2 separate regions of the Mus musculus genome follow, and region 2 is linked to region 1. A link is a contact called in ENCODE Hi-C or POLR2A ChIA-PET data. All regions are on one chromosome and are shown on one strand. The core of a region is the stretch at or near the end of the contact, and the rest is flanking DNA. Distances in the headings are between cores, read along the strand shown. Region 1 holds the start of 2410080I02Rik (a long non-coding RNA gene). Region 2 has its middle 15 kb from the start of C330002G04Rik.

What was found. Hi-C counts contacts between places; a loop is a spot of excess contacts on that map. ChIA-PET counts read pairs that join two places held with the same protein, here RNA polymerase II (POLR2A).
Region 2: a map of gastrocnemius shows a loop between it and region 1 (3-fold over the local background). The contact joins the enhancer-like site here to the promoter of 2410080I02Rik in region 1. A Hi-C loop is called at or near these places in 15 of 37 maps with a recorded cell type or tissue (ES-E14, T-helper 17 cell, gastrocnemius and 4 more). POLR2A ChIA-PET finds 5 or more read pairs at or near these places in 5 of 5 experiments (Patski and embryonic stem cell).

What each region holds. Positions count from the first base shown.
Region 1 is chr19:23,131,785-23,137,953 of GRCm38, forward strand. It overlaps 2410080I02Rik (a long non-coding RNA gene), which reads left to right and starts at 2,714. Exons shown (of 2, transcript XR_386610.3): 1 at 2,714-3,170; 2 at 3,575-5,327.
Region 2 is chr19:23,088,053-23,094,221 of GRCm38, forward strand. No RefSeq gene overlaps it. Among named protein-coding and RNA genes, the nearest start is that of C330002G04Rik, 15 kb to the left of the region's middle. Within about 2 kb of position 2,188, at least 1 of the 3 ENCODE cell types and tissues checked has a DNase peak (open chromatin) inside an H3K27ac peak, as active enhancers do; it is gastrocnemius, where a contact is called at or near this core.

The sequences.
Region 1 (6,169 bases), core at 1,464-3,963:
TTGGTGTATTTAGAGTGAAGTCAGGCAGAAGCCTGTCTTGGTTTGTCAGGGTCTTAGAAGGGAACCTGTAGGTAGACAAGCGTGGCTTCTAGGGACTGACCTATTGTCCTCTGGCTCCTTCAGCAAGCACAAAGCATAAGGAAAGCTCTGAAAAGGGACATGAACCTCGAACTCCCAGATTAAATGATATTCTCATGTGTGACCAATTTATCGATCTTGGCATATTCTACCATCTCACAATGGGGATTAAACTTCAATACATGAAACCTTGGGATCAAACAATATCCTACCCATTGCAATAGACAATGGGGAGGCACCCTGGGGAGGCATCCTGGTGCCCTGTGTGAAATGCAAATGGGTCTCTAAGGGACAGAAGTGTGGGCAGCACCTGAACAGAAAGACAGCAAGGCAGGGCAGTAGGTGGAAGGTGAGGTGTTTTGTCAAATTTGCCTTTCTTTTCTCAGTGAAATAAGCAGCAGGGGTTTTGGCTCAGAGTGTGTTTGGAACCAGGAGGGTGTCTGAGGACAGAAGGTGCAATCTAGTTATTTCAGAGTGTGGGAAAGGAAAGTCCCTGGGGATATGCAAAGGGACAGTGTTGTGAGCCCACTAGAGACCATAAATTTAGAGTGGTAACAGTTGGCCTCGATATTTTAGTCCAGCATGGCAGGTTGGAGAGAAACTGCGTCTTGCCAGGAAGTTCCAGGAACCAGGTGAGGGGTGCATGCATAGAGACTATGATGTCACAGCTAGGTAGGAGGGACGTAAGAACAAGATTGAGCATTGAAAAAGGAGATTGGAGGCCACAACCAAGTTGAAGAATTGTTCTGAAAGAAGTGTTAGTTGGTGTCTTAGTCAGGGTTTCTATTCCTTCACAAAACATCATGACCAAGAAGCCAGTTGGGGAGGAAAGGGTTTATTCAGCTTACACTTCCACATTGCTGTTCATCACCAAAGGAAGTCAGGACTGGAACTCAAGTAGGTCAAGAAGCAGGGGCCTATGCAGAGGCCATAGAGGAATGTTACTTACTGGCTTGCTTCCCCCTGCTTTCTTAGCTTGCTCTCTTATAGAACCCAAGACTACCAGTCCAGGAATGGCACCACCCACAAGGGGCTAGGCCCCTCCCCCTCTGATCACTAATGGAGAAAATGCCTTACAGCTGGATCTCATGGAGGCATTTCCTCAAGGGAGGTTCCTTTCTCTGTGATAACTCCAGCCTGTGTCAAGTTGACACACAAAACCAGCCAGTACGGCTGGGAAGTACGGTGCAAGGCTAAGAGTTCAGAAATGGAGGTAGTTTCTGGTGTTGCAAAGGTCTAGGGTACCCAAATAACAATGGAGTGTTTCAGGGTTGAGAATCTCAGATGGGCAATTTGCCTACCTGAATGCTAACCCCACTAACAGTGTTAACAGCTGGGAGGGAAGGCTGTTAAGTGTGTGGGACTTTCAGAGCATGAAGGTGAGCGAAAGTCAGAAGACTTTCACAAGGCGCCGGGTGGAGCTAGCTTAGCCTGGGGGCAAGGTCTAAAGCTGCAGAGGGAGGGAAAGGAAGAGGCAACTCACAGCGAACAACACTAATGCTAACAGGTGCTAAATTCCACTCCAGAGGCCTCATAAACTTCGTCCTCTCCTTGGGGGGCTAAGAGGCCACCCAGGGTAAAGGATTTATTCAGGGTCCTGGGCTGGGAAGGAAACGAGAAACAACCAGACCTTTTATTTCCCTTTCTCTGTTTCCTAAATGCCAACAGTGTTTTGGATATTTAAAAGGACACTTAAAATGCCCTTGTTGTTTCTGCCTTTGAACGACCAGTGCCGCTCAAGGACAGGGCGGTGGTAACCATGGCAGTGAGCAGAGGGTGGTGAAGAGGTGGTTTTTAAAATGGGGTGAACCTCAGACAGGCGGCAAACAGAGCTGGAACCTCTTGTCTTCCTTGGGGCCCTTTGTTCATTCAGCTTAACTGTAAGGAAAAGCTGAATTCTTCCCTGCAGGGAGGCAAGCTTAAAAAGAGAAGGGTTTGCCTCTCTCGAGGTGTGTCCCTGGGAATAGATTTCGGGGGGTGGGGGAGCACTAGGAAAATTTGGGGCAGCTGGCACAAACAGGGCACAAACAGGACAGTCTGGGATGGCAAAGAAACTAGCTGTCTTGCCTCCTGGGTACAGAGTTCTTAGGACCTGTCAGCTGTCTCGCCACCTCTCCCCAGACAGGTGGCCGCTCATGGGGGTGGCCTAGTATTCCAGCCAAAAAGGCTGCCAGGCCCAGCCTTTGCAGGAAGGTTTGGGGTGGGGGGAAGGGTAGAGGAGACAAGAGAAGGAGAGAGCTGACGCACTGCTGGATTAGGAGCTTTAAGAGCCTTCCCTTCCAGGACGAAGACGCGCCCCAAGCGGTCACAGGGCAGGGCAGGGCAGGGCAGGGTAGAACAGGGCAAACTGGAGGAGGCACATGGGCGCAGGAAAAGTCCCATGACTGCAGTGTTTTGCGGCAGGTTTCCCAGCTGCTGTAGGCAGAAGGGAGGCAGTCCCGGGTGATGGGCGAAGGGAGGGAGAGGGAAGAAGAGGGAAGTAAACAGGAGACCACGGAGAGAGCCAGTTCCCGGTGTTCAGAGAACACCAGCCGCCTCCGGTCCCGGTGGGTGGCTGTATGTGTGGAAATGAAACAGGGAGTGGGAGGGAGAGTGAAGAACAAGCATACACTTTTTTTTTTTTTTTTTTTTTTTGCCTGTCATCCACTCACCTCGTCTTCCCGACCCTGCAGCCCACGTCCCTACTGGGGTAGGGGTGGCAGGAGGTGGGAAGGAGATTGCTCGCCAGGCACCCACCCCTAAGTACAAGCAACTGTCGCTGAATCAGAACTGTCTCAGCCGCCTGTCACCTGCGCTCGCTCGGGAGGGGCACATGGCATCAGACTTGGGACTTGCGACGAGAGGGGGTGGAGGACCCAGCAACGGGCCAGAGCGTGGGGTGTCTCCGGGAACTGGGAAAAGCTGGGAGTGACTATCTCCAAACATCTAGGGGGACATCGGGGAGAATGGGTGGGACTAGGGGCTTAAGGGGACTTGGAAGCAGGGGGAGGGGATGACAGAGGGCGGGAGTGTCCTGCAGTGGGAAGCACCGGGGAACGGCGCCGGGGCTGAGGGGCGGCTGCTGCTGCCGCCAGTGCGCGGGGTTATGCGAGGTAACCGAGAGCCTGGAGGAGGAGGGAGGCGGCGTGGGCCGCGGGCCGGGGTGTCTGGCGCTCGTTGGACAAAGAGATGATGAAACGTGAGCGCTATATTTACCAAGGGGGTGGAGACGGGTGGGAGGGGGGTAAAAAGGACAAACTGTTCCACAACAACCACAGGAAACACAGCCCTTCTGACTCACCCAGAGGGCCGCGCCGACCCCAGCGCAGCCTTAGCCTCGAGGCAGAACCATACTCGGGGGGCGCCAGCACCCGGCCGAACCCTGGTGCTCTGGCTGGGGATGCATAGGCTTATAAATGAAAGGGACACCGGGTCGAAATACTGCTTGAGTGTGTGCATAGCTTTTGTGGGGTAGGGGAGGGCAAGGAACGACATTAATTTTTTTTTTCTTTTTAAGCCGGGTGGCTGGGTCATCGTAGGAAAGATGTGGCTGCAGTCGTGGAAAGCACGATTCCTGCAAAGTCATCTCCACTCGCACAGCCTGGCCGGCCAGCCCGCCCCGCCCAGGGACAGCAACACCAGCCACCCCACCTCTCTTTTCCTCCCCCACCCCCGCGCCTTGCACGCAGGGCCCAGAGTTGGGGTGCGGTATGGACTATGTTTAGAAGCTGATGTCATCGCGACACCCTACTCTGCAGTCTTCCCAGAGGGACCGCAGGGCAGGTTTTCCTGATCTTCGAGGATGTGGGGGTGGAAAGTGGCCTGCCTTCTCAGCACACCTCACACCCATGGTACCTCAGGGATTAAAAAAAAAAGAAAGAAAGAAACATCGCTAGAGTTACGAAACAGGGAGGCGCGCTCACGTGGAGCGTGCGAGCCCAGTGGCTAGCGCCCCAGGGGCCAGCAACCCTCCCTCGTGGCTCCACCTCCACCTCAGGTGTGGGGGGGCTAATGTCAAGGTTAGCTCACGTGGGCGCGGGCGCCCGGAGCTCCTTGCACGAGTTTGGGGCGGATTCCTCGTCCCCCAATCTAGGGCAGTTTGTTCAACTGCAGCAAAGAGAGCTTGATGTTCCAGCAGGGAAGGGATTTCTGAGAACTGGGACTGTCCTCAAATGAACCTGCCTCCTCCGGCTGCTGCGGCGGCGGCCGCCTGCGGAAGACTTTTTAAAAGGGCGATGCCAGGCCCAGACGCTCGGCGCGCAAGTGGCTGAACCGCCCGCCACTCTGCGGCCGGAGCCGAGCACCCGCCCCGAGCGCCACGCGGGGCTGCTCTGAGCTCAGGGGGCTGCCGGCTAAACTTATCCTCCTGCATATGCATGAACGGATGGCCTTTCCGCTCCGCAATGGAGAGGCCTGGGGTTTTGCGGTAGGCTGCTTAGTGGAGCAAGAGTAAAGTAGGGCGTCGTGGAAGTTTTCGCGCCGGAGCTCCCCGCCCCCTCCAGACACTGGGTGTTAACTCAACCTGGCTACAATCGGTTCGCCAGATCCGGCTTTATCGGATTGTTTCAAATCCAGGGACGTCGCTCTAGTGAAGAGCCCACCCCTTCATTCCTGTCTCTATTCTTCCTAAACTCACCACCTTTCAGCAAAACGAACACAGCTTTCCCCAGTAGGCCCTTTATGTGCTCTGGGTGAGATTCCCTAAAGCTGCTGAGCTCAGGCCGGGAAAGGGCGAGGTGAGGATCTATCCCAATGTGAGGTCTGACACGTGATCCTCTACCCCCAGCGGGCCATCTGTTCTTTTTCCTTCCCGCCGGGAGGCTGGCAACTTTGTCTGGGCAAGGTCCACGCCTCTCAGCAGGAAAATACCGAGAAAAGCCAGAATCGGCAGAAACCTGTATCTACAGCATGTGACTTTAAGCTGAACTTCGGGCCTAGAGCTGGGACCATACTTGGCCATCTGTGTTTTAAACTAAGTGCCAGGTGATTAGCCCCACCCAACAAGATGGGGGAAGCCCTGCTTCGGGCTCAGTCTAACTCTGTCTCCAGAAGAGGGGCCCAAGAATCGGCAGCGTTAGCCTGGAAACACCTTACCGGGGTTTACCTAGGAAAAAGAACAGATTCTAAGCCTCTAGGCCACTTCCTACAGAGCCGTGTAAGAAGGGGGTGGGGGTGAAATTATGAATTAGGAAAAAAATGGCATGCTAATTTTAGCTTTTGGGAGGTGGCGGCAGGGAGTTGGAGGCTAGCCTAGGCTCTGTTTTTTGAAATAATTTTGAGGGGAAAAAAAGCATTCTCGTTAAGTACTGGCTTTAAGGTTCCCGAACCTTCACCGTAAGGTGACACAAGCAGATGAGGCACTGTTCTGAGAGAGCAAATCTTACTCTAGTGTTCCCCCTTCTCCATTTCTGTGTGAGACAGAGTCTCACATACCCCATAATCTCCTTTTCTCTTCCTCCCTAGTTCTGTGACTTCAGGTACTACAGGTGTGACATTCTACAGGCCCACCCTGGCCTCTAGGAATTTTTATAAACCCCTGCATCTCGGGAGTCTGAAGAGACTGCAACTGTGTTAAATCTAATCCTATCAGTCCAGTCCGCAGATAAGAAAATGGCTGGGAGAGGTGAAGTGAGGTCACAGATCTCATTTAAGGCAGAAGAGGCCTTATAGCCTTCACATTAATTCTACTGGGAAGCCTTGTAAACAAGGCTCACTGTTCTGGCTACAGGCTAATAAGCCATAGCCATGGGAACTTGGAAGATACAGCATAGGGTAGGGAGACTGTGCAAAGGAAAATAACATGTACTAGAAACAGTTACAATCTTTGGGTTCTCTTGTTCCCCTGGGTGGGAGTATTTGGAGTAGAAATGAATGAAGACTAACTTGGGAAAGCGGACCTCTTAGATTTATGTGCCATAATATTAACAGGATATTTTGCCCAACATTTAATTGAGATAACAACATGCTGGCTAAATAGCATTAGCTGGTTTTAATCATAAAACTATTATAGTACATTTCAATACAGATAGAAAATATTGTTTAAAAATACAAGGAAAAAAGTCATGATGTGGGAAATACCACTTCTGGTGCTCTGTGTTATCTATCAAACACA
Region 2 (6,169 bases), core at 938-3,437, 44 kb before region 1:
AGTTCGGGCCAGCCTGGTCTACAGTGTGAGTTCCAGAACTGCCAGGGCTACACAGAGAAACCCTGTCTCGAAAAACCAAAAGAAAAATAAAAGAAAAAAAATAAAAAGAATCCTCATCTTCCTCCTCCCCCCCCCCCACTCCTTCTCCTTCTCTGCTTCTGTTGTTTGTTTTGTGGGACACAGGGTTTCTCTGTGTAGCCCTGGCTGTCCTAGAACTAACTCTATAGACCAGGCTGTCCTTGAACTCAGAGATCCACCAGCCTCTGCCTCACAAGTGCTGAGAGTTTTGCATACGCCACCACCACCTAACCAAAGAATATTCTTTTTTTTTTTTTAAGATTTATTTATTATATGTAAGTACACTGTAGCTGTCTTCAGACATTCCAGAAGAGGGCGTCAGACCTTGTTACAGATGGTTGTGAGCCACCATATGGTTGCTGGGATTTGAACTCCGGACCTTTGGAAGAGCAGTTGGGTGCTCTTACCCACTGAGCCATCTCACCAGCCCCCAAAGAATATTCTTAAGTATTCACAAGAACTCAAACTTTTTTTTTTGTTGTTGTTGTTGTTCCAGAACCTCTCAAAACAGTGCCACCAGACAGTAACCAGGTATTCAAAACACATGACCCCGAGAAGACATTTCCCCTTCAAACTACAACACTTGACTTAGAAAAGCTATTAGGTGGGTCCTGCCTTAGCAACTGAGCAAGAGAAAATGGGGAGAGGTGAGGGGTGTTAACGCATGGATCTTACCCAGACTAGAAAAATAAGAATGCTAGTAGCTTCCTCTTGTAGTGCTGCCTCCAGACAGCCATCAGGAGTATTCTGTAATGGCACATGGAAACCATGGCCCAACTCTTCTGCCTGGGCCTTCCAAGATTTCCTTCCTAATTTTTGTTGTGATTCTGTTCTTGCCCTCTGCCCACAGGCCCTCCACTGTTCTTCCAGGCTGAATATTGACTGACTATTTGACAAGAGCCTCCTTCACTACCCTGCCTCCCCTACATGCTCTTCAACAAGATCAAGAATTTTCCCTGGCCAGAGGCAGATCCCACAGTCCTTGGGACTCCTCTCCCTGCTTTCTGCCTCTCAGACACACTGCCTACTTACTGTCATTTTTTTCTGCATATTTCTTAGCTTTGCTAACTTCATCTCTTCTTCCTGGAATGCCTCTCCACTCCCTTTTCCTTCTGGCAAATCCTGCTCAAATTCCAGACTAAACCCACCCCAGAGGATGGGGGTGGGCTCATTTGTCTGTCTTCTGGGTTACAGGCTCTTTTCCTTGCTATGCTATCCTTAGTAGAATGAATATAATGAGTCTTGGTTTTGTTTTGTTTTGAAGATGTGTGTGTGTGTGTGTGTGTGAGAGAGAGAGAGAGAGAGAGAGAGAGAGAGAGAGAGAGAGAGAGAGAGAGAGAGATTGAGCGCAAAAGGATGTCAGATCACCCTGGGCCTAGAGTTGCAGACGGTTTAAACTGTGTGATGGGGGTGATGGGAACCAAACTCAATTCCTCTGCAAAAGCAGTAAGGATTCTTGTTTTGTTTCGTTTCGTTTCGTTTTGTTTTGTTTTGTTTTGTTTTGTTTTGTTTTGTTTTGTTTTGTTTTGTTTTGTTTTTCAAGACAGGGTTTCTCTGTGTAGCCCTGGCTGTCCTGGAACTCACTCTGTAGACCAGGCTGGCCTCGAACTCAGAAATCTGCCTGCCTCTGCCTCCCAAGTGCTGGGATTAAAGGCGTGCGCCACCACACCCGGCTCAGCAGTAAGGATTCTTAAGTGCTGAACAATCTTTCCAGAACCCCAAGTCTGGTTTTGTTTGATTGTTTTCCAAAACAGTTCTCTGTCCTGGAGCTCACTTTCTAGACCAGTCTAACCTTGAATTCACAGAGTTTTGCCTGCTTCTGCCCTTGAGTGTTGAGATTAAAGGTGTGTGCCACCACGCCCAGTTGTTAGGGAGAACTACTGGTTAAACTTGTCAACCAACACTAAAGAAAACAAACTGAAACCCGGAGTCTTTCCAAGTTCCTATTGTCTGTCTGTGTGTTGTCTCATTAAGAGGTGCTGGATAAATATGTCCTCTTTTGACCTTGACTCCAGCAAAATTAAGAAGTAAAATAAAAATCCATTGCTTGGCTCCCCGGCTATGGGCTTTCCTACCTAGACTGTTGTCTGCTGGAACCCAGCCAGTGACATGAGCACTTGGCCTTCTCTGGCCACAGAGCTGCAATTCCTATTGCAGCTCTCTCCCCACTAGCCAGGCTTGGGCCTGACCCACCAATGCTGGTGCTGGTAACGTTAACCATATACACTCTTCCTGCCATGACCCAAGAACAAGGTGAGCACAATAACAGCAAAACATTTCATCCTTGCCAATTGCTGGAGCCTTCTATGGTCACCTTTGGAAATGGCAAGCAGCAGATAGAATTACCTTGGCCCAGTGCAGGCATGTCTGGCGGGACACTTAACTCTCTCCAGACCAAACCGAACTACCTTTACTTCCAAATCATTTCTCACTCCAGACACCTACTCCCACTGCCCCAGACCTTGTCTTTTTGGAGGCTAGTTTTCACCCCTGAATTTCTTTTCCAGGCTGTGATAGAACAGAATCATCTTGGGATAATTTGAGTTTCCAGGGCACCTACACTGACTTGGAGAATAAGGCCCAACATCCTCACTGCTGAGGGTGGCCTAAGATTGAAAACTGAGTCAGCAGGAAAATACTAGGTTCGACAAAACATGATTTTAAAAAAAGGAAGGAAGGAAGAAAAAACAAAAAGCCAAAACAAAACAAACAAACAAAAACTCCCCACTCTTTCTGAGGATACTACATTTGCATCAAAACTACATGAAAGTAACTCAAGAGATAAAGTCTGCCTTATTCGGGGCTTGGTAGCACACACCTTTAATTCCAGCAGAGGCAGAAGGATCTCCTTGCGTTTGAGACCAGCCCAGGCTACACAGAGAGTTCCAGGCAAGCTAGGGCTACATATCAAGCCCTGTATCAAAAAGAAAGAAAGTTTATCTTGCAACAGATAAGTAAACAGAGGCCCAGAAGTGGGGAGACACCTAGCTCAGGACAGTCGGTTAGACAAGAGCTTCACTCTCCACCGGCTTCTTTCTAGCTTCTATTCTAAGACTCAATGACCAATCCAAGAGATACAGGGGTTTGCAACAACAACATTCACCATTTCCCATTCACTCTTTGAAGGGAGTTAGATTTCTGAGTCCATCACCTATTAATTTACACCGTACTTCTGGCCCTCATCAGCTGCCATGAATATTCTGTCTCTTGAACTTGGAACATTTCCATATAAACCATAGTTTTTAAACCTAAAAGGGGCACACAAGGGGACTTTTAAAACACAGATTCCTGTTTTTTGTTTTGTTTTTTTTTGGTCTTTTTCATTCCTGTACATGGAGGTGGGGCTCTAGAATCTCTATTCTTATTAATTCCTTCAGGAATTTTTCTTTGAAGAAAGAGTAAGCCAGCTGACTTTTTCAGACATCTTTTTGTTTATTTGGCTTGTCTCCCCTCTTTCGATCCTCTGAGATAACTTCATATAGCCCAGGCTGACCTCCAGCTCACATGTAGGTCAGACTACCTTCAAATTCTCAAACCTCCTGTCTCAGCCTTCTGAGTTCTGGAATCACAGGCATGTGCCACCACCCCCAGCTTTCTAACCAGGAGACTCTATGCTTCTACAAAAGGTGGAATCCCTCGCTTCTGACTCACTGGTGATTCATCCCTGCGAATTTTACAAAGAAAATGAAAGCAGGGATATAACCAGAAGATGGGTTTTCTATCCAGAGTTAGAGCAAGAAACCAGGCACCCGAAAAGAGTGTGGAGTCATTCAAGGTCACCAGCAGACTGCCTTCATCAGCAGAGCCACCAAGGCTACAAGGTGCTGCTGCTTATTCCAGTAGAATAAGTTGTCAAAAGGAGACCTGTGACCCTGAATGATTCAGCTCTACAAGGTGAAAGTCAACTAATGCCCATGTACCACCTCTCTATCCATGATAAAGCTTGCCCCATCTCAGGCGATGGAGACTCATAAAACGCTGAAATGCCAAAATGGTGATGGGAAGACAAAGCTCAATAATTTACCCATGATCCTTCCTCTTAAGTGTAAAGTTCACATTTACACACAGCATGGTCACATGAAGAATAAGAGGACTGACATCTTAAACCTCTGTTCACTTAACATGGGCTAAGTGAGTGGCCTCCTTTGGTGTAACTAATTCAATTTATAATTAATTGAAAGTAGCCTAACACCAGCACACAACTCCTCAGGTCATTAGATTCTCTTAGTTTCTACCAAATCCAAAATGCAGCACAGACTTTGTGATAAGCAGGGAGCTTTTGTAGGGAAAGTTCTAATCCTCCTGAATTGCAAACGCACTGGGCTCCAGGGGCTGGAAGTTGTAGAATTAACAGAAAAAACACTAAACAAACAAAAAACAGAAAAACACTGAAGAATACTCCTCTAAGGATTACCACAGACTCCTGAAAACGTTTCTACTGTTATGTCCCAAGTCCCATGAATCTTTGAGCCAATAGGCTAGAGATCTTGGTGAGAATATTATAGATAGATCAGAAGCTTCACAGGGACCGAAGTAAGCCAGGCGTGGCGATGGTGCCCAGTTGCTCTCTGGAAGTAGGAACGGGATGATTGCAAGTTGGAGGCTACCCTAGTCTGCACAGTAAATTTAAGCCCAACCTGGAAAGACAGTGTCTCAAACAACAAAACAAAGCAAGCCTAAAATAATATTCCACTAGAGATATATGGGATTTAAATAGCTACCATCATCTGGGATTTCAGATCCTGTAATGCGAAGGCTGCTTGGCAACCTGTGTTCTTCTACCTCCATCCTTACAATTCTCAGTATTCTCTGTAGTTCACTATTGGCCGGCAGGATGGGCAGCTCTTACCAATCCTCATACACATGCATGTGGCAAACCACGGAGCGCGCAAGTGAGCAGAAATACAAAGGAAGGCTAGAGATAGCAGGAAAGGGAACTTTGCAACAGAGACAGAGACCCGCAGGACAGACAATAATCCCAGAACAGAAACCAGAGAAGCAAAAAAAAGAAGAAGAAGAAGAAGAAGAAGAAGAAGAAGAAGAAGAAGAAGAAGAAGAAGAAGGAGAAGAAGAAGAAGAAGAAGAAGAAGAAGAAGAAGAAGTAGTAGTAGTGATGGACCAGGCAGAGAAATGTCCTGAAATTTGCCTCTTAAACTTTAAGTATTGTGGTATTCTAGTTTATCTTCTTTCTACTCATAGATACAAGTCATTCATTTAATCGTGTGTTTTTCTTTTAGATTAATAGTCCTGAACTCATTTATCCCATTTCCTTTTGATAAACAAATTAGTTTTCATTTTTGCCGTTTCAAAGCTCTAATGACAACCGTATTCGAGTTACTCTAGGACATAACAACCTGTTAAAAAAAAGGCATATCTACCTTCAGCTCTCACCGATGGTACAAAGGTGTCCATATAATGGCTCTCCCAGTGTGAGCTTACCAACTGTCTGCTTGGGTTACTGTTCCTGTGATAAAACACCATTTCCAAAAGGCAACTTGAGGAGGAAAGCCTTTACTTGGCTCACGCTTCCCTATCGCTGTTCATTATTCAAGGAAGGCAGGGCAGGAACTTAAGCAAGGCAGGAACCTGGAGGCAGGGGTTGATGAAGAGGCCACCGAGGAATGCTGTCTACTGGCTTGCTCCCAATAGCATGCTCAGCCCCTGCTTTGGAGAATCCGGGACTGCCAGCCTAGGGGTGGACCCACCCACAATGATTTGAGCCCTCCCTCATCAATCAATAATTAAGAAAACGCTTACAGGTTTGCCTACAGCCAGATCTTTCAGAGATCTGTTCTCAACTCAGGTCCCCTGCTCTCTGATGACTTTACCTTGTGTCAAGTTGACATAAACTAGCCAGCACGTAAACACTATGTATTTTCCTGTTTTGTACCCTCCAATTCCTCACTAAATTTTAGTTCTCATCAGTCTAATAAGTATAGATGAACACTTTTGACTTTATTTCTATGATTATCTGTTAGAATAGTATCTATGCCTATTTTTGCCCTCTGCGAATTGCCTTTTTGATATTTTTTTTTCATTTTCCTTCCCTTCTTTTCTTGATTGTGAGTAGATTATTTATCAGTTCTTTGCT